Regions from separate parts of the Mus musculus genome. Here regions 2 and 3 are each linked to region 1. The links are chromatin loops, found by intact Hi-C in ENCODE. Cell type or tissue: left cerebral cortex. All regions are shown on one strand. Links, peaks and the distances in the headings refer to the core of each region. The heading gives the core; the rest is flanking DNA. Region 1 has its middle 5.9 kb from the start of Gm41418. Region 2 holds the start of Grin2a (glutamate receptor, ionotropic, NMDA2A (epsilon 1)). Region 3 has its middle 24 kb from the start of Gm30567.

What was found. Peaks named below come from ENCODE experiments on the same cell type or tissue, not always from the same donor. Only the 100,000 strongest peaks of a DNase experiment are listed, where the experiment ranks them.
Region 2: a loop joins it to region 1, with 2.3 times the contacts of the local background. A loop is called at or near these places in 2 of 42 quality-filtered maps.
Region 3: a loop joins it to region 1, with 2.5 times the contacts of the local background. A loop is called at or near these places in 3 of 42 quality-filtered maps.

The regions. Positions count from the first base shown.
Region 1 is chr16:9,270,722-9,277,515 of GRCm38, forward strand. No RefSeq gene overlaps it. Among named protein-coding and RNA genes, the nearest start is that of Gm41418, 5.9 kb to the right of the region's middle. In left cerebral cortex, for the core only: no CTCF peak of the experiment used is centred there; a DNase peak (open chromatin) is centred at 4,053; H3K27ac peaks cover 1,364 bases.
Region 2 is chr16:9,991,765-9,998,223 of GRCm38, forward strand. It overlaps Grin2a (glutamate receptor, ionotropic, NMDA2A (epsilon 1)), which reads right to left and starts at 4,049. Exons shown (of 14, transcript NM_008170.4): 1 at 3,059-4,049; 2 at 2,295-2,485; 3 at 356-787. The coding sequence starts at 769. Gm30668 (a long non-coding RNA gene) reads right to left here. Exons shown (of 3, transcript XR_384651.2): 3 at 5,445-5,686. In left cerebral cortex, for the core only: CTCF peaks have their summits at 664 and 2,136 (motif pointing left); DNase peaks (open chromatin) are centred at 157, 391, 634, 1,023 and 6 more places; H3K4me3 peaks cover 4,501 bases; H3K27ac peaks cover 4,518 bases.
Region 3 is chr16:9,026,838-9,033,631 of GRCm38, forward strand. No RefSeq gene overlaps it. Among named protein-coding and RNA genes, the nearest start is that of Gm30567, 24 kb to the right of the region's middle. In left cerebral cortex, for the core only: no CTCF peak of the experiment used is centred there; a DNase peak (open chromatin) is centred at 4,108; H3K27ac peaks cover 1,473 bases.

The sequences.
Region 1 (6,794 bases), core at 1,002-6,001:
CTCAGTTTCTCTACATCTAAAATAGGACAGTGGTACCCTTGGGACATAGCTTCATTGGTAGAGTGCCTGACTAACCCACATGAAGCCCTCTGTTTAACCCCCAGCACTGCAAAAGCCTGTATGCTGCCTGCAATCCTAACACCTGGGAAATGGAAACAGGAGGGTCAGAAGTTCAAGGTCACCCTGCGGTACAGGAGACTGCCTCAATCATAAAACAAGAATGTATATCTTAAATGATTGCCTACAGACAGACTTTGACACAATGCATTCAACTTACATAACACTAATTATTGCCATCCTTGTCATTTCTTCATGAGATGTGGCTCTTTGTTTCTTTAAGATTCTTTTAACTGAGCATCCATGAAGCCCAGTGTTTTCTCACTGGATGATAGACATTCCTTGGAGAGATAGCCTCTGTCTTTCTAGAGGTGCTAAAACTGAATTTCCCTTTCTTTTCTCCAAGTTTCTGGTTAGCACATTCTTAGGCAACATAAGATGATTTAAAACATTTAGATTAACATAGTGTTGTGAGATGATGATGCTATATCATAGAAGAAAAATCAAGATAGAATGAAAACAACGGAGGTTACGATTTCAATAGGGCGATGTGGGCATACTGCTCAGAGCAGGTGGGCAAGTACTGACATAAGGGAACTGAAGAAATTGCCACATAGAAACATTTGCTGCAAGTGTGTTCTGGGTTGAGGGAAGACAAGCACATAGGTAAGTTTGGTAGGGGTGCTGGGTTCCAGAAGTACTCAGGCCAGAACGTTGGGGTAGGTTAGCAATGCATGATGATATCAGAGGGCATTTAGGGCATAAGGTAAAGACTTGAGCCACAGTGAGGAGAAGGAACTTGTGCAGGGCCCTGGGAAGGGCAGGGTATAAAGGGACTCTTCTTTTTTCTTTTTAAGAGCATGTTAGCTGCTGAATGGAAGGTAGAGAGTTGTCTTGAGAATGATGAGACCCTTCCAAAGGCCTCTTACAGATAAAATCAAAGTTGATAAGTGGTGTATACTACAGTGTGGTAGTGCTGCTGGTGGTAAAATGTGATTAAGTACATGTGTTTATTGGAGACAGAGAGAGAGAGACAGGGAGAGACACAGAGAGAGGCAGAGATTGGAGGGATGGAGGGCTGCTGCTGCTACTAGTGATAGCATTTGCAGGTGTGTGTGTGTACACGTGTGCTCATGATATAGCCACAGAAATGTTTCTAGACTCAGATTCATGTCACAGGTGAAGGTAGAAAAGGCACAGCCAGGGCTAGGGTCAGTGTGGGCTGGGGTCATTTTGTACTCGTGAGCCCAGACAAATGGGGAGACTTGTCATCCTCTCCAATAGGCAATGTGAACCCAGCCCTAGAGAAGTGGCTGCTCCCTGTTTCTTCTCAACTTGAGGACAATTAGAGCTAAACACCTTGGAGGAAGTTATCCAGTCTCCAAGTTTGCTAATTCCATTTCTAAAATAGCTCTAAAGTCTTCACTTGCTCATGGCAGGGATAATTAAAACTAATGAAGTGAATTTAGGGGCGCACATCAGAGACTGAGCCTGGAGAATCTGCCGGTGATTACAGACATGCTGCAGATTCTTTGAAGGTAATTGTCAAGCGACCCATCTTCATTTGTATTCATGGAGACAGGGGGCCGTTTTCAGGGTAAACATTTCAGAGGTACCATCACATGGCACATTGCAGAACTGAGAATTCTACATTACACTTTAAGAGTACTAGGGCTCTGCCTACTGGTTACAAATAACTAACATTCATATTATGTGAATAATGAGTTAAAAAGATTAGAATGCAGAGAGAGGAAGGGTGAAAGTCAGAGAAACTCCTCATTTGTATGTTGTTAAGATATAAATATTTACTGAGCACTTGTATACTAGACACCAGGCTTCATTCAAGGTTTGGAAGATAGATAAACAAAACAGGCTAGGTCTCTCTTCTTAGGGCTCTCTAGCCTAGCTGAGAGAAATTCAAACATGAAAAAATATAACTTGGTAGTTATATAAACAGTGCAAGTATAAAAATAGGAGACGGGTCAGAGGGAACTTGTTGCTAAATCCTCTCAAAGCTTAAATGCTTTAAATGACAAGAAGGAGACATCAGGGTTTCTAGTGCTGTGAAGAGACATCGTGACCATAGCAACTCCTATAAAGAGAAACATTTAATTGGGGCTGACTTACAGTTCAGAGGGTCAGTCCATTATCGTCATGGTGGGGAGCATGGCAGCATGCAAGCAGACATCATACTGGAGAAGTAGCCAGAAGTCCTACATGTAGATCTACAGGCAGCAGGAAGATAGAGTAACACTGGGCCTGGCTTGAGCTTCTAACACTTCAAAGCCTACCCCTAGTGAAACACTTCCTCCAATAAGATCACTCCTCCTAATTCTGACACTCACTATGGGCAAATGGGGGCCATTTTTATTCAAACCATCGCAAAGGCAGATATCTGAAAACCAAAAGGAGTCAGAGGATAAAGCTTTGGACTTGAGTGGCCAAGTGGTGGCTATGCTAAGCAATGGGTTTGAGAGCCAGTGTGAGAGGAAAGACTGGGTGTGGTTAGGATTCCTGTGATGGCTGAGGCTGTCTTTGCTTGAGTTGCTGATGTGAGGAGGGAAAGGTGATAAAGAGAAGACACATCCCTGTGTGGATGAAGAAGAGATTGAAAGGTGCTGGGAGGAAATTGGACCTCTGCTTGTCTTCACACAGTAGGACACAGGACAGACACTCAAGTGGTGTCCTTAAAAGCTACTGAACTCTAGTCCAAAGCCTGGCTGGCTGCTTCATCCTACAGAGCTGCCTTCGTTATCTTAGGCTTGCTACTTACTTGGTGCAGAATCTTAGGCAACAGAATCCACCCCAGCTTTAGTTTTTCCCATATTGAAAAGGATATTAGACGAAGTCTTGCCATGTGGTGCCATTGAGATAACAGCTAGCCTTATGGAGTACCCACCCACTATGTATGTGATTACATCTCTAGTGTAGCTCCATAGAGGAATGACTATTATGGCTCCATTCTATGGACAAACAAATAGAGGAGTAGAGAACCGTTGTATTGCAGTTTACTCTGAGCTGAAATATTCCATCCTGGAAGAAGCCTGAGAAACTCCGGAAGTAAACAAACTTGACACGCCCAGAAAGTTGAAACTTCTATGATTCACAAGGTCTGGCCCCATGGTTAGGGACACAGGAATAGCTTCTAAGGGAGGAGACTGATTTGCTGAGCAGTCTGCAAGTTGTTCAGAGAGTTGCAGGGTGTCAGCTTTTGAGAACTGTTGCCCTTGGTGGGGTGAGCTTTTGTTGCTATGGCTGCCTTTGTGTCATTTGCACTCCCGTAATGAGCCACAATAGGCCTAATCTGGTCACCGAGTCCCTGTCAGTGTTGGGAGCCACAGTAGGCCTAGTTGGGTCACCAGGTCAAACTTCCCTGTCACTGTTGCTTTGTTCTGTCATCATTTCCTATCAGCCTCGAGGAGACATTTGTTTAATGTGTTCCCAGAAATAGTGCACAAAAGTTATGTGATACATCCAAAGCTCCAACTCTAGGGGCCAGGCAAGAAGAAATAACTTGTCCAGATTCACTTTCCTTGTGAGCCACACAGGTCACACTTAGACTCCAGAAATGGAAACCTGGCTGCTTCTCACCACAGGTCTTTTCCTGTTCTCAAGACCCATGTACAATACCAGATTATGATGTCACTTCCATGTCAACTCTACTTTCTCAAGGCAAGAACAGTGGTTTAGCCTGAGCTGTGCTGCGCTGCGCATGCCCCCCAGCAGATGTGCAGGGGATGTTGCCCAAGGGAGAACAATAGCAAGGATGGGATTCCTTTGTCTGTCTGCAGTCTTCCTGAGGAGCACTTGCTCTTCTCTTGGTAGAAGACATCTTTCCCCAAATTTGACAAGCCCTATGAGTGCACAGAGGGGAGACAGACATGGGAGCTCACATTTCAGCATCTTCTAGCTCTGCGCTTCCCTCTCAGCAAAGAAAATGTCTCATGAAAATGGGAATTAAAGCAATAAGTTGTATTTGGCACCAGCCAAGTGCCCACACAGGAGCTAAACATAGAAAAAGGGAGGAGAAGACCACGAGACAGAACAGGAAACTTTCCCTAATTCATTCTCTTGCCAGCATGCGAGACAGCGAGCATGCCATGGGCAGGACAATTAAATTGAAATATGGCCCAGCTAAGCAGAAGAGCTGTTCCAGCACGAAGGCCAGAGAAAACAATGACAACCCTTTGAGGGAGGTTGTGGAACAGGGTCCTCAAGGCAAGGTCTAATTATCTTAGCAGTGTCCATTTCAGAGCCGAGAACTAGCCTAAAAAATAAGTACCAGGTCTCCAGGCTCTTGCAAGATGAGTATTTAATAACGAGAGGAACAGACAGGAGTAATCCATGTGTGCCCTGAGACCAAGCATCATTTCACAAATGAAGGGATGTGTCTGACTGTACCTCTAATTGTGGAAAGAAAATGCCCATGAGGACTGAGCTCATGGAAGGAGGTCTCAGGGCAGGTGGATGGTGACACTGTGGCTGTCCCCTTTCCCCACACCGCCTGAGAGCTTTCCACTACTTCAATAAGGGAGATGATCTTAGGCAGAAAGGACCAGTCTGAGTGGTGAATAACTTTTGGTTTTGGAGATGAGTGACTGTAGAGCCAGTGGTGAGGTGACATGAAGTTTAGGAGCTACAGCCACTTCTTACAATGAAAAGACTAGCCATCCTGAGGGCTGTTTGAGGAAGCTCAGCCACTGTTCACTCTCCATGTTTTGAAATTGTATTCCATTGCTACAAACTCTACACTCCCAAAGCAGCATCACCCTTTTCCCCACCTCTCTAAGCTCCAGCAGGAGTTGGCTGCGGGAGGGCAGGGGGGAATAGGGATGATCTTACGTAACGCCTTGGTGGCCCTGAGTCATTTGGGTATTAGTTATTGTTTCCTGTTGCTGTGATAAAATACCACGGCAAAAGCAATTTAAGGGAGAAAGGGCTTATTCTGACTCATAGTTTGTGATTGTAGTCCACTGGGGCAAGAAGTCAAGGCAGCTGGAGTTTGTGACTTTGCATCCACAGCCAGGAAACAGAAGGAGGCAAGTGCTGGTGGTCTTCATCTGGATTTCCCCTTTATACTCAGCCCAGGACCCCGCCCATGTCATGGTGCCACCCACGGTTAAGGTGAATCTTTGTATCTCCTTCAACTTAATCTAGATAATCCCCATAGCCATGACAGAGGCTTGCCTTTAGGTGATTCTAGAGTCAAGTTGACAATCGATTCACCATCACAAAGGTGAACTGTAAATGTCTCTGTTTGGCTTTATTCCCATATTCCCTTTGCTCCATTTTTGAGACTTGTTTTCAGGTAGTCCAGGGTGGCCTTCAGTTCGCTATGTAGCATAGGATAGCCTAGGACTTCTGGTCTTCCTGCTTCCATGTTCCAGGTAATTGGAATTGTGGGCATGCGCCATCACATCTGTTTTTTGTGGTGTTAGGGATCAAACTCAGACAAACATTCTACCAACCAAGTTGTCTCCCTTGCCCCATCCCTTGATACTCTAGAACAGGAGTGTATCCCAGGATATTATTACAACTTGGCTCAAATTTCATTCAGTACAAAAACTTTTAATGATACTTTTCAGTTTTTTAAAAAAAAATATTAAAAAATTGGGTGTCACTCCTTTCTTGTTAGCACACATTCCTTGTGTGAGATCAGAAATTTCGTTGTGACATTTTCCAACCTACATGCATTGGTTATGATCAGCTCTCCTTGCTTTTTTCCTTTTTAGATTTTGCTTATGAGAGGAAATATGCAGTCTTTCTAATTCCAGATGATTGTGTAATGATCTTCACTTTTATCCTGCAACTGGCATAATTAGTTCTTTGTCATTGAAGAATAAATAATCCAATTGTGGGTGTGTGAATATGCATGCATGCATGTGTATGTGCACACATGTGTGTGTATGCATGTATGATGTGTTCTTTATCCATTCTGTAGATGAACATCTAGTGCAATCCCATTTCTGGGCCATTGGGCTATCACAGTGCAGCAATAAGTATGTATGCACGTATGTATGCTGGCTTTTATTCCTTTGCATATGGGTGAGGAGTTATAGAGTTGAATGGCAGATCTATTTCACCTTCTGAGGACCCGTCATACTGGTTTCCATAGTGGCTGTACTAGTTTATATCCCATTGATGGGTGTATGTGCCCCTTTCTCCCTGAGTCCATATCAGTATTTATTATTTTTTTCCAGACAGGGATCTTTTTAGGGTTCCAATTGAGGTAGATGTTCTAATTATTCTTGATTACTTTTAAGACAGGAATCCTTAACCAGAATTGATTGAGGTTCCCAAACTTGGGGGACATGTGCAGATATCTGGGGACATTTTATGTTGTCATGACTCAAGGAGGATTGTTACCAGAATCATGAGGAAGTATGTGTGGGTGGTCCTGCATAGCAAAGACTCATCCAGCCCTGAGTTTTGATAATGCCAAAGTTTAGAGATGGAGAACTCATCATGTGCCTCAATATAGCACCACAGACAATCTGTTTTCAGTTTGTCCTAGGTAGTGTATATAAAAAGGGCCGGCACAGAAGAGGTGGGAAGAAGATGGCTTTGGTACAAACTTAGGTGGAGAAAGTGGAGGCTGTTTCATTATGCATATTGGCAATGAGAGTGGGGACTTACTATGGAGGGACATTGGGAGATCAGACCATGATTGCCTTAAGTTACTTCCCATGGCAATATCTGAACATCATTGACTCTTTGGGTCCAGAAGCTAGTATCTC
Region 2 (6,459 bases), core at 1-5,000, 720 kb after region 1:
TGGGGCCATATTGACCCGAGTGTTCCCACACTTGTCTTTGAGCTCCTTGAAAACATCCAAACATTCCATCACCACCCACTGGCCTACTGTTGTGTTTTCTGTCCTCATCCTGGAACACCAAGGAGCATCTGAGTACCCCATCTTCAAAACCAAAAGCAAAGGGTTTCCATCATGTCTGGGTCAGACAGACACCGAGCAATTCTCACAAAGGTCAGAGGCCACTTAACCTGCTTTCGAATTGAGTATATGTGTACAACTGAATAGGAGATGTACCCCACCCCACCCCCGCGAGGTGGCTGCCATTTGTAGAACAACCCCTCCAGGACCCTGGCAGTCCATCTCCTCCTGGCCTTACCTTGTCAGCCATGATCATAGATGCACCCCCATGAATGCCCAAGATGGGGATGAAAGTCTGTGAGGAGATAAAATCCAGCATCTGAGCCACAGCCTCTTGGTCCGTATCATCTCCAAACACCAAGCCATGGATGCGCGCCCCGGACATGAGGTCGCACACATGCGTGATGAGGCTCTTAGGGTCAGTGCGGTTCATCAATAACGCCACCACGTTCACATCCAGGGGCAAGCCGGTTGCCTGCTCCGGGCCCCACAGATTTCGAAGTTCGCGTTCTGTCACGTCGTGGCTGTGACCCAGCAGCACCGCAATGTTCAGCGCTGGAGTACCCTTCTCCGCCGCCGCGTTCTGCGCCGGACCGTGCCAGACCAGAAGGGCCGGCAATACCAGCAAGGTCCAGTAGCCCAGTCTGCCCATGGTCGCCACTTAGGGTCCCTGTAAGGTGGAGGAGAGCGAGAGGCAGGTGGTGGTCAGTGAGGGGCCCAGGAAACAGGATAGACTGCCCCTGCACCCGCTCTGAGAGTCGAATGTGAAACCCGACACCAGCTCTGACTGTTTTTGTCACTCTTTAGAATACTCATCCTTGATGCCATCCACATTCTTCGACCCATGTCCATCTCCACGTATCAGTCCAAGCCGAGCTATTTTGCCATCCCTGTCCCCAAGCCCATCCTGGCATCCTCCTTCCTTCTCTCTTGTCTCCAGCTGACTCCCTCAATCCCATCTGGGTCCAAATTCCACACAAGATTCCCCAAATTTGACGCAGACAACAGCTCCTAGGCTCCCAGAGAGCCATGAACCCCACTACCACCCACAATCAGAAGCCCAGGCCAAGCCCTCTTTGCAACCCTCTCTCTCCGCAAGTGCGTGGACCAAGTTATCGACCCCGCCCCCTGCTCAGGAGCAGCGAACTCCGGACTAGCCCTAGCGTGAGAGGCGGTGCCTGCATACTGCAGCCTGAGTCTGTGGCGAGCCTACAGGGTTAACTGACCCCACCCCCTGGGAGCTCGCCCAGTGCGCCACGGAGCTCGCCCAGTGCGCCACAGACCTTGCTCCTTTAGTGGCACCCACCAGCTGCAGATCCCGCACCCCCCCCCCATGCGAGGGTTACAACAAGCGCTTGAAAGTGTAGGTGCTCTTTGTGACCCCGGGCTCTCAGGTGCACAGGGGAACTTGAGGCCGGACTCCCCACCACTACCTTGCTGGGAGAAGCTCTATGTCAAGCCTCCCTGGACCCGCCCCCTACACACGGGTACGCACAAGCAACATACAATCTCATGCCGTGTGAAATGCTGAATTCTGGAGAGTAGGAGCTCTGCCTTCCACCCCCACCCTAACACCCCGCAAGTGGGCCAGCGCGTGGGAGCTGGCAAAGAACGTGCGGGGGTGGGGGTAGGCTCCCAAAAAGCTCTCAGATAGATGAGGAGTGTGCATCCCCTCCTCAGTCTTTCCACTGCAGACCCTGGAGCCAAATCTTAGATGCACGTGGGCAGTGGGCTGCACACGCTAACAGACACGCGCGCTTTTCTGCGCATATCCCCAGGCCGCCTTAGAGATGCCCACGGCCAGCTGGAGCCTTCAAACGTCCTCAGACGGTGTGCACACAAGCACTGTGCCAGGTGCACAACAGTGCTTGCCTGAAAATGCCTGTACGGTCGTGCACGCGTGTACAAGCGCGCGCCCTTCGGCTCGGGTGTTGTTGCACCCCGGGGGAAGTTGGGGCAAACTCCAGCCTTGGCTTTTTAGGGTGAGCAAGGTGGAGTGCAGGGCCGCAGCGCCACCTGGTGCTCCTCCAACGCCTCGCCATTGGGCTCTCCCTCTCCAGTTTTCTCTCCCTCGCTCTTTTCCCCCCATCTCCCTACTGAACCCTCTCCTCTCTCTTCACCGGTTGAGCCTATATCCTCCCAGGCCCGGGAAGTCCGTATCACCAACTAGGACGTACCTGTAGCCGGAGAAGGTGGAGGATGCAATGGGGCGTGCTGCGCGCACGAGCATCTCGGCCGCCTCAGCAGCCACCAGGTTTAGCGGGTTCCCGCATGCTGCGGCCCCTGCGTGCTCCCCTGGCTGTCCCGCGCTGTCCGCATCACCCCCACGGGGGGCGGCTATCCCAGCCGGAGGCTCTGCAGCAGGGCTCTAACCGGGGCGGAGGAGAGATGGAGAGGCAGGGTCAGCCCACCAGTGCTAAGGGAAGGTGGGGGGAGGGATGCAGTCTGCAGTGCTCACAGCCCCCTTATGCACCCTGGGGGCTCGACCAGAGAGGGAGCTGGAGCTTGGTGCCTATGACACCCTCGGTGCGGGTCTTCACTTCCTGTGGCTGATAACCAGAGCTCCTTTCAGGGACGCACCGGAGAGTGGAAGCCCCAGGTTGGCCACCCACGAGAAGCTTAGTGGGAACCTCCACCCTCACCCCCTACCACCACCTCGGCGCCCGGCTACTGGGAGTTGTGCGACCAGGAGCTGCTGAGCCTGGGGTGGGGGGTGGGGGGCAGGAAAGGAGGGGGCGCTGGCTGAGTTTGCTATGAGCCGGGAGGAGAAGAGGGGGAGGGAAGGACGCGGGCTCCCGCGGTCCCGGATCCCCGAGGGAGGTGTGATCACTCCCACGTAGCGACCCTCTTGTGCGTCCTGCCGCCCCCTCCTATCCATACCTTCCCCCCACCAGCTTCTCACAGGGCCCTCCCAGGCTCGGCGTCCCGCGCCAGCACTCACCGCAGCCTCTCTCCACATAGTTCTCAGCAGTGGCCACCCCTGGTCATCTCCAGGGCTGATTGCTGCCGCCGCGACTCTCAGAGCTCATCCGGCCCCATGCTCAGGCACAGCACCCCAGGAGCCTCTCTCCTAGAGCCCTGGCTCAGCTTTATGCTCCACTCCGGACAGCGGCTGCCAGGTCCTCTGAGCGCGCCTGGACACCCTCTCCGCAGTCCTGCTCCTGCTTGGCGTGCGTGAGTGTGTGAGTGTGTGTGTGTGAGTGAGTGTGGGAGCGCGCGCGCGCGTGTGGCCGGGGATCCCCGCGGTCCCTGGCGGAGAAGGGCGCAGGCAGAGGACCGCAGCTCCCTCCTGGCCCTTTCGCTGAAGGGCCAGCTCCGAGCTGGGCGTTCGGTTCCTCACTTGGTCAGCGGGAGCCCAGGAAAGAGCCTGGCCACCGCGGTTCACAACACTGGAGAAGCCAGGATCCTAGGGCACGCTTCTGCTGCGGTCGCCTAGGAGGATAGAGGAAAGCAGAGGCGCCCACCACAGCAACTTAGGACTTGTTCTCAGCCAGCGAGACGCAACGCAGCAACCCCCGCGCAATCCGACGTTGTTTGGAGCTCTGGTCCGCCTGCAGCCGCCCACCCCGGAGGCGGGCCAAGGCAGACCCCGCAGTCCCTAGGCGGCGACGCGGAGCGCGGCCACCCTCTTCTGGAGCGCACGGCGGCAGCGGAACAAGGCCGACCTAGGTGTCTGGCTGGTGACGGGGGGAGCTTGCGGTGGCGCGCAACCTTGGTGCTGAAACCACGCTCTCCGCCCGCTCCCGGGCGTCTGGTGCTGCTGAAGAATCAATTATTCAGATCTCTGCTACGGATTCCTCCTCCTCCAGTGCCTGGCGCTGGGTGCAGCAATCTCTGTTCCACGCAAGGCACGCCGACACGCACACACCCGCCCAGGATGCTTCTCTCAATGCCTCACCACCCTGATATGGGAACCCACTCTGATGTCAGAGAGCCGGGAGCTTAAAATCAGAAACATATATACTCTCTCCAAGCACAGACACGCGTGCGCGCGCGCATACACACACATACACACACAGACGCGCACCCACAGACACACATACACACTTGCTGCTTCCTTCTCTAAGTTGTTCGAGACAAAACGTAACCCTGTGGTTGCCTCTTCTAAGTCACCAGAACGGATAAGCCAAGAGCCTGGGGCTAACTGGCTGTGAAAACTGACTGGCTCCAATTCTAGCAGCTGGGCATGAGGCTCCTTGTTAGATGTCTACATTTGACCTTTGTACGGTCAGTCACTTGAATCCCAACACCTGTCTCTGCCTTTCTTCCCTTCCCTTGATGCCTCATGTCACCTGGATGTTTATGCTCCAAATGCATATGTTAAAATCCTAAGTATTAAGAGTACTGGCCTCCACAGTGATTAAGTCATAAGAATAGAATTGCATCCGGATCTTTATTTAAAAAAAAAAAAAAAAATCTCAGAGAGCTAGCCAGCTAGCCGGCTAGCCAGCTCCTAGCCCAGCCAGAAGCTGCCCCTAACAAACACAGAGCCTACTTCACCTTGTTCAGAGAACCAACTGTAAGAAACTTCTTGGACTCCTATACTGAGTAGTAGCTTTTGTTATTGCAGGTCTGCCAAACTCAGGAGTCACCCTCCTCCTTTAATGACTGATAATCTGAAAAAGCAGGCGAGCAACAGCAGTAAAAATAAATAAATAAATAAATAAATAAATAAATAAATAAATGCCATTTCTCAGGGTTATTTTGCAATAAAAAGACAATGGTCAAAGATTTAACAAAACCTGACACGTAGTAGGTACCCAAGAAAAAATGAGAGCCCTCTAAAGTAACTCATCCAGGGGGGATCGATATGGCTACAGAAAGGAGCCCCTGGTCCTGGAGACCCGTGGGTTTATTGTGGAGCTGATGTTGTGTGTGGAATACCCTGGGGTTTTACACAAAAGAAAACAAGGAAGCAGACAGAATCTGGACGGTAAAGGAAAAGGGGATGGGGGTGGGCAATGTGATACAACAGAGGCAGAAACTGGAGCAATGGTCCATTTACTGGGGCTGTGAATGGGCTGGACTGAGCCGGGCTAAGCTGGGCCTCTCTCTTGCATGGATATCATGCAAGACTCTGACCTGAGAACTTGAGAATGTTACACTGCCTTAGCTCAGATAAATGCACACCTGCAGCCCCAGCTACTAAGGAGGCTGTGCAGCCTAGGCAGAGCAAGCCCCATCTTTAAAAGCTATCTAGAGAACAAGCAAAGGCCTGAAACATAAATCATAAAGAATGAACACAGTGGGAAAACCAGGCCTAGTGGTGTGGCCAATGTGGCGACCGGGGTGGGGAAATCAAGTGCAGGGTACCCACGGGCAGCAGAGTGAGTTCAAGGCCAGCATGGGCAATTTATTGAGACCTTGCCTCAGAGTGAAAAGTGAAACCAAGGCTAAAGAGGGGGCTCCAGTGGCAGAAACTGTAATCTTGACTTCAAATGCCACATAGTAGCTGTGTTCCTTCTGTTGGCTGCACACAAATGCAACTCAGTGGTCACTGCATTGTTCACTGGCTTGTTCTCTAATGACAATGGATGGCTCAGAGTCTCACCCTTCTCTCTTCAAGTGCCTGGAGAAAAAACAAAAGCCTTTTTTATTCTCTTCTCTTCTTTTCTTTTCTTTCTTTCTTTTCTTTTTTTTCTTTCTTTTTCTTTCCTTCTTTCTTTCTTTCTTTCTTTTTGTACTTTTAAAAAGATTTATTTATGGGAAGAGAGTGTCACATGCCATGCCATGTGGAGGTCACAGGGCAATTTTCAGAAATCATTTGCTCCTTGCACCTTGCCGAGGCGGGGTCTGTCTTGTACTGTGCTGCTGTGTATCTTAGTCTGGCTGTCAGCTAAGCTTCCAGGGGCTACTTTTGTGTCTGCCTCCCATCTCACAGGAAAAGTGTTAATATTCCAGGTTCATACCACCATATCTGCCTTTTTACATTGGTTCCAAGGACAGAACTTGAGTTGTTAGGCTTGTGCGGTTGTGTGGTTAGTAATTTTTCCCATGGGACCATGTCTTTGGTCCCTGTTTATTTGCAATTACTGGATTGCTAGCTTTCTGTACAAATAAACACATTGGTGCCCAGTCTTCTCTAATAAACAGATGTGAGCTGTAGACTGTGGGGCTTTTAAATTTAGCATGCTGGGCTAGAGAGATGGCTCAGCCTCTTCTAGAAGACAGGGGTTCAGTTCCTGGCACCCATGGAAGGCAGCTCTCAATCACATTTAATGACAACTCCAGAGGGTCTAATGCCCTCTTCTGGCCTTCATGGGCATTGCACTCAGGAACACAAACCCACAACCAATATACACAAAATTTAAAGTAAAAATTTAAAATAAAAAAAACTTTAAA
Region 3 (6,794 bases), core at 1,215-6,214, 240 kb before region 1:
AGAACAGATTCAGATTCCAGCTGTAGGTTTCCGACCTCTTCTCCAGTTCAGCAGACCCATAGCTGGGCAATTGTAAAATAGCATTGAGTTAAGTACCAAGTAGGCTTGGACAGTGAGAAATGCTGTTTGGAGAAAATGATATGCAATTTTAGACCCAGTGGGTGAGCAGATGGTGAGGTTGACCCTGAAGACATGGCAGACAGTTCAAAGATGGACAAAGATCAGCAAAAGTTTGTGGGTCTGGGAATGCAAGGCGGACAGAAACAGTGGGTTTTCAGTAGAGGGGTGACATCAAGATGCATGGATACAAGAAAGAGGAACCTGGGTGTGGTTCACTTTGACACTTGTCTAGTCTCTTCTTGTATTGGTCTTTTTAGAAAAGATTTAACAGTGTTCTCCTAGCAGGCTCTGAGCAGACATGTGGATTTACGGTATTGGTGCTGCTCCTGAAGAAAGCAACTCTTCCTTGGGGTTCCTTCTTGACTGTGACCTGTAAAGACCATACCCCTGCAGTCACTTGGGAAGAGAATGTAGAATGGAAGCCATGATTTGGTTTTTAGATATATTGATATTTATATGTATGTGTGTATCTATATATGCATGTGCAGGTATAGGCAGGTCCTTATGGAGTCCAGAAGAAGGCATCGGATCCACTGAGTCTGGAGTTACAGGTTGTTGTGAGTCTCCTGGTGAGGCGCTGTGTATTGAACTCCAGTCCTCAAGCAGGACAATTAATTACAATCCTGAGGCCACCTTGCCACACCTCTTGAAAAGGATCAAGTGCTGCCACAGGTGTGAGTTTCAGCCTTATAAAGGCTTAAGTGTAATAGAAGTTCAGCTTTTAAAAATTCTTTTACAGGGCTGGGGATGGAAGCCCAGTCTTAGACGAGGTAACCAAGTATTTTGTCACTATGCTACACCCCCTAGCCCTCAGCTCTTGCGCTTCTGTCTTGTAATGTTTGGTCTCCAACTCACAATCCTTTTATTTCCCTCTGAGTGTTGCGATTACAGGCAGTCAACTGAGATGTGTGGATGCACCTTGCTTCTTCATGCCCACCTCCCTCTCCCTTCTCCTTTCTCCTCTCTTTACAGTGGTCTTGTAAAGCAAGCTTACTGAGTTATGCTGTCCTCTGGCATTCACTGAGCAGAGTCCAGGGATGCTGGTAAGCACCCGGTGCCCATCCCACCACAGGACACAGCCTCAGATGCCAGTAGAGCTGGGATTGGGGAACCAGCCCCTCACACTCCATCCTCTCTGGAGTCTCTCATTAGCTTCTGAACTTGTCAGGGCATCTTCTCATCTTGGCTTCCTTCTGTCTCCTTTGGGTTGTTTTTCTTGCTTTGTAGTGGTGTTTGGTTGGCCTAGGGCCTAGCAAGACATGCTAGGCAAGTGCTCCACCATTGAGCTGTGTTCCAAACACCCTTTGTATTTCTTTCTTTAGAAACAGAGTCTCATTGCGTTGCACAGCCCGACCATAAACTTGTTTGAATTTCACATCCTCCTGCATAGCCTCTCAAATAGCTAGGATGTCAGGTCTGTGCCACTACATCTGCCTTAGAGGATTCCTTGTGTTGGTCTCTGGCTCAACACCCTTGCGTCTGTCCTTGTGCCTTCGGGAAAGGTCATAGTTCTTCTGAGTTTGTTACTTTCTTTTTTTTCTATGGCCTCTGGGATTCCTTTCACAGCACCACGGACCTTACACCACACTATGGTGTTGTCAGTATTATTGTTATATAGTAGAGTGCTCTTCCCCGTTCCTTTCTGTTTGATTGTTTTGAGGCAGAGTCTCATTTAGCCCAGGCTGTCCTCCAACTCCCTATGTAGCCAAGGACGATATTGAACGTCTGATCCTCCTGCCCCTACCTCCCAAGTGCTGGAACAGTAAGTGTGCACCACTATACCTGGCTTATGCGGGTTAGGCATGGAACCCAGGGCTTGCTTCATGGATGTTAAGCAAGCACTCTTCCACCTGAGCCCCTTATTTTTGAACTTTAGTATCAAGATTGAGTCCAGCTCAATGTTCCAAACATCCTGTTCCCTGTCTCTGTGTTCTCAGAGCTCTGTACTGTAGGACATGTGGAACCCCTGGCTTTCACTTACCTACCTTCCTCACCTCGGGAAAGCATATGCAGGCAGCCTTCATACTTTCCCAAAACTCAGATGACTTCGGCCATGACTTCATCTCCCCTCTGGCATTTCTACTTCAACAACAGCTTCCACTTCCCAGTCAGTCCACAGACTTGACATTGCTTCTCTTGCTTCTCCTTGTGTCGCCAACCCTGGACTCTCTGTTGTGGGAATTGAGTGTGTCCCATCCATATCTGCCAACACCTTGTCCACATTCTCAGCATGATGACATTTTACCACAACTGAATTCCCTGATGTGGTATTTCAAGTCCACGGAGACCAAAGACCAGCAGTCTCCATTGCTCCTGATCTGACTGCTCACGTAGTACCTGGCCTGAAATAAGTACTCAGTAGCTACGTGTTGGGTAAACATGTGAACTGGACTAAAGTGTCAGTTGCCAAGCCCCTTGAGAAATGAATGAGACCTGAGAAGAAGGCTGATTTTTTGCAACCTTGAGGTCTAGCTTTCATGGTGTGTAACTATGCTGTTATATGCATGAGCCTTTGTGCCTTTATTTTCCTGACAAACTTAACTTATTATTATTTTTCTTTTACTTTTTATTTTTAAGCATTTGGAGACAGGATTTCACAATATAGCCCAGGTTGACCCAGAACTCATAATTTTCCTGCCTCAGTCTCCCAAGTGTTAAACTGAAAGTGTCTATTGCCACCCCAGTTCTATAGACTTCGCTTACAGCAATCTGTAGGGCTGTTGTGATAAATAAAATGGTTCTTGTGATGGTTAATAGTGATTGTAGCCTTGTCATGATCTAGAATCACCTTGGAAACAAGTTCCTGGGCAAGCCTGTAAGAGATTATCTAGGTTGGCTAACTGAGGTTGGATGATCCATCCTAAATATGGTGGCACTGTTATAAAATATAATGCATCAGTGGGGGTAAGGGAATACCAGGCAGGCCCATGCCAAGGTGTCTCCCTGAGAAATCGAGTCATGTGACACACCTGGTATAAGAGATTAGTTGGGAAGGGAGTGAAGTGAGGACCTGGAGGAGGAGTAGAGGCAGATAGAGCCACAAGGGCAGAGAAAGAGGGGACAGAGTGGGACAGAAAGAGAGAAAGAGAAGCTGGCCGGGAACACATGAGAACACAGAGTGAGAGAGAGTGAGAAGCGGGTGGAGAGAGGGAGAGAGAAGTGGGGCTAGGGTAGGGAGCAGTCCTCTTTATATGCTGCTGCTGCTGTGGCTGCTGCAGCACCTGGCTCGCACCTGGCTCGCACCTGGCAGGCAGTGGTGGCAGGTGGTGATACAAATTATTCCTTGGTCCCTGTTGCTAGGTCCCTAGGAGGAGCCTAGTGGAATTGTCTGTGAGCCAACAGGTACTATTGCATTCACTGGGGTCCTGAGATGCATGAGAAGTAGAAAGCAAGCCTGGAATTGGCACTCACCTCTCTGCTTCCTGACTACAGATGCAATGTGACTGAGCAGTGACCTCACATCTCTGCTGCCCCTGCTTCCCAGATGTGATGGACTCACCACGCTCCCACCATGAGCCAAAATAGACCCCGGTTCTGTAGAGCAGCGTTTGCCAGGCATTCTGCTGAAGCAGTGAGAAGAGTAATGGATACGGTTCCCATCCAGGGCTGGGAGGTAGCTCAGTGTTAGAGCACTCTGCTGAAAACCTAAAAAAGCGTAGTCACCTGCAAGCTAGTCACATAGATAGGAGCTCTTATGTGCAGAGGGAGTGCACGCCAGGTCACAGGGTGTAGCTCTCTATTCTGTGGTGCAGTATCCTTGGGGTGCTGAGGCAAGGAGTTGGATCACCACACTCAAGGCTCAGAAATGTAGAGTGCCTTGTCCTGTGTCATTCAGTGAGTCGGCAGCAAAGCAGCAGCCTGACCTGAGATCTCTGACTCGGAGCCTGGGTTCCTTTGCCTGCCTGCACCAGTAGCTTGCATTCTGTGGCTGAAGCACACTCTCTTCAGGTTGAGCCTACAGAGGCTCAGCCCACACAGCTCTCTGCAGCATTAAATTAAGCTCCTGATTCAGCTCTTTGAGGCAGACAGCCCCTCATGAGGATGGGGCATGCATGAGAAGCATTTCTCAGTGTGGTGCTTCTTAGCAAAACAGCTCTGGTTCCAGCTAAGATGTCCTTGGGCTTCAAGGTCGGTATCCGAAACACAAGGCTATAATGGTAAAGCTGTAAAAACCAGTGCAGGCAAATCCTGGCTCCTGCATCCACCCATCCTTGGCACCTGAGAGGACACTCTCCTTAAACCCAGAGTCTGTTCTTAGATTTTGGTTTGTTGCTGTATCTAGGGAGGCCAGACACAAAAAGCAAGGATTAGAAGCCAGATGCTCTGGGATTCAGTCTGGTCCCTTTAGTCGAACTGAGCAGCGACCAGTAATACACCAAACTTCTACATCCCAGTTCCCTCATCTCTGAAGTGGGCAATCTCTTCATTGGACTGTTAGGAGGAATAACTAATCAAGGATAAATAGCACACAGTGGGTTCTCAGTAAACCCTACCTGATGTTTTCACCATAGATGCTGGATTCTACCTTGGTTCAAGGCCCTGCTTGCTTTTCTTTATTTTGTGTATGAATGTTCACATATGTGTATATTTGTGTTAACTCATGTACATGTAGAAGGTAGAGATCAACATGTTGTTGCTCTCCAGCACTGTCTACCTTGTTATTTTTGTTATTGTAGGACCCGTTACTGGCCTGGAACTCACCATACAGGCTGTCTGTCCAGCCAGACTTAGGGATCTGCCTGTCCTCATCTCACCAGCACTGTGATTATAAGTGTTTGCCAATCATGCCCAGCTTTTCTGTGCAAGTTCTGGACATTGACCTCAGGTCCTCACGCTAGCAAGGCAAGCACTTTCTTCACCAGTTTCTCCCCCGTCCTTCTGCTCTACTTTGCGTCAGTTGTATGGCTTTTGATGAGTTACTTGACATCTTTGAGCCACACTATTCTGTCCTAGGATAATAATCATCATTGTGTTGGTAGATTATAGTCTTTACATACTGTCTGTACTGACTAGTTGTAACTGTCAACATTCCACAATCTAGGGTCACTTGAGAGGAGAGCCTTAACTGATGAATTCTTTAGATCAGGTTGGCCTGTGGACATGTCTATGGAGGATTGTCTTGATTCTTTATTGATGTAGAAAGACCCAGCCCACCATGGGTGGCACCATTCCCTAGACAGGAGGTCTTGGTCAGTATAGAACAGGAGAAGGTTGAATGAAGCAATAGCAGTTAAGCACAGGTGCAGTTGTTTCTTTCTGCTCTTAAAAAAGTTATTTCCTTTTAAATTATGTAAGTCTGTGTATGGGCTTGTGCCCGAGGAGGTTAGAGTCATGTGATGTGGGTGCTGAGACTCAAACTCAGGTCTTTTGCAAGAGCTGTATGCACTCAACCTGTGAGCCATCTTTCCAGCTCCTCTCTCTGCATTTCCCCGTGGGTGTGCTGCTTGAGTTCCTGCCTCGACTTCTCCTCAATGATGGACTGAAGTCTGGAATTCTAAGATGAATAAACCCCTTCCTACACAGGGCTGTGTTTGGCCAGGATATCCTATAACTCCAACAGAAATGAAATTGAGCATCATCTTTGAACAGACAGCCATGGAGGCATTTCCAAGTGTGCCAATGCCCCGTTTCTCATCTGTGAACTTGAGACTTTGTGCTTCTACTGTGTAGAGCCCAGTTAAGGGCTCATGTGATGGTGCTGCTGGCAAGGGTGGCTCTCTGGAAGGGGTTTGCCTCTCTGTGCTCAGTGTTGGTGCCAAGGACTTTAATATTTTATTGTATCTTTGTGATTTCTGTCTAAAACCAAGCTGAAACAAGAAGTGCTGATCCCATGGATAATGGAGCACGAGTCTCATAAACTCCACAGAGCCGAGCCAAAGGGAGGAAGGAAGATGAAGATAAAATCCTCAGAGACATCAAGCCCAGCAGATTTTTAACTCGAGCTGAGGACCATTGGCTCAGTTCACTGCTTACCTCATGACTGAAAAAGCAAAGATCACAAGAGAAAATGTACTTTTGAAAATGGACATATGTGGTTGACATTCGCATCAGGAAAATGGGATTTAATTACAGAGTGTCTACAAATACCCCGTTCCTCTATCTCAGGCTAGGGATCAATTATTCCAACTCAGTACCCATTTTCTTCTGTGCTTGATATAAAAGAGGGGGTTGCTCTGTATGTGTGTGCATGGCACACAAAGGTACCTGTTCAGTGCCACAGTCATTAACCTGGACCCATGGGCAAGGTCGAGAGTGTAGATGAGGACATCAGAACATCACCTGCACATTTCAGAAAGGACTGACTTTCCTGAGTGTCCCCTCCTGCTTCTGCCTGGATACCCTCAGGGTTGGGACCTGGACACTTGCTGAGGGAGCTCAGTCTCTTTTTAAAGTGTAGTTAAAGTTGGCTACTATTGTGCTCTTTCCACAGGCCATTCCCAGCTCCCTGTGGTGTTTATGTTATACTAGAATCCACAGTATCTGTGAAATCCCCCTTACGCTGGTCAGCGTGCGTTGCTCAGAAACAAACTCCCAGATGCCCTCAAATCTATGTGTGGGGCTCCAGGCTGGACCGTGGACAAGTTTCAAGTGTGGGGCAGACATAATCTGGAAAGATAAGGGGGACACCATGGGAGCCATCTATTCCCACTGGAGATGGGACAGCAGTGAAAGTC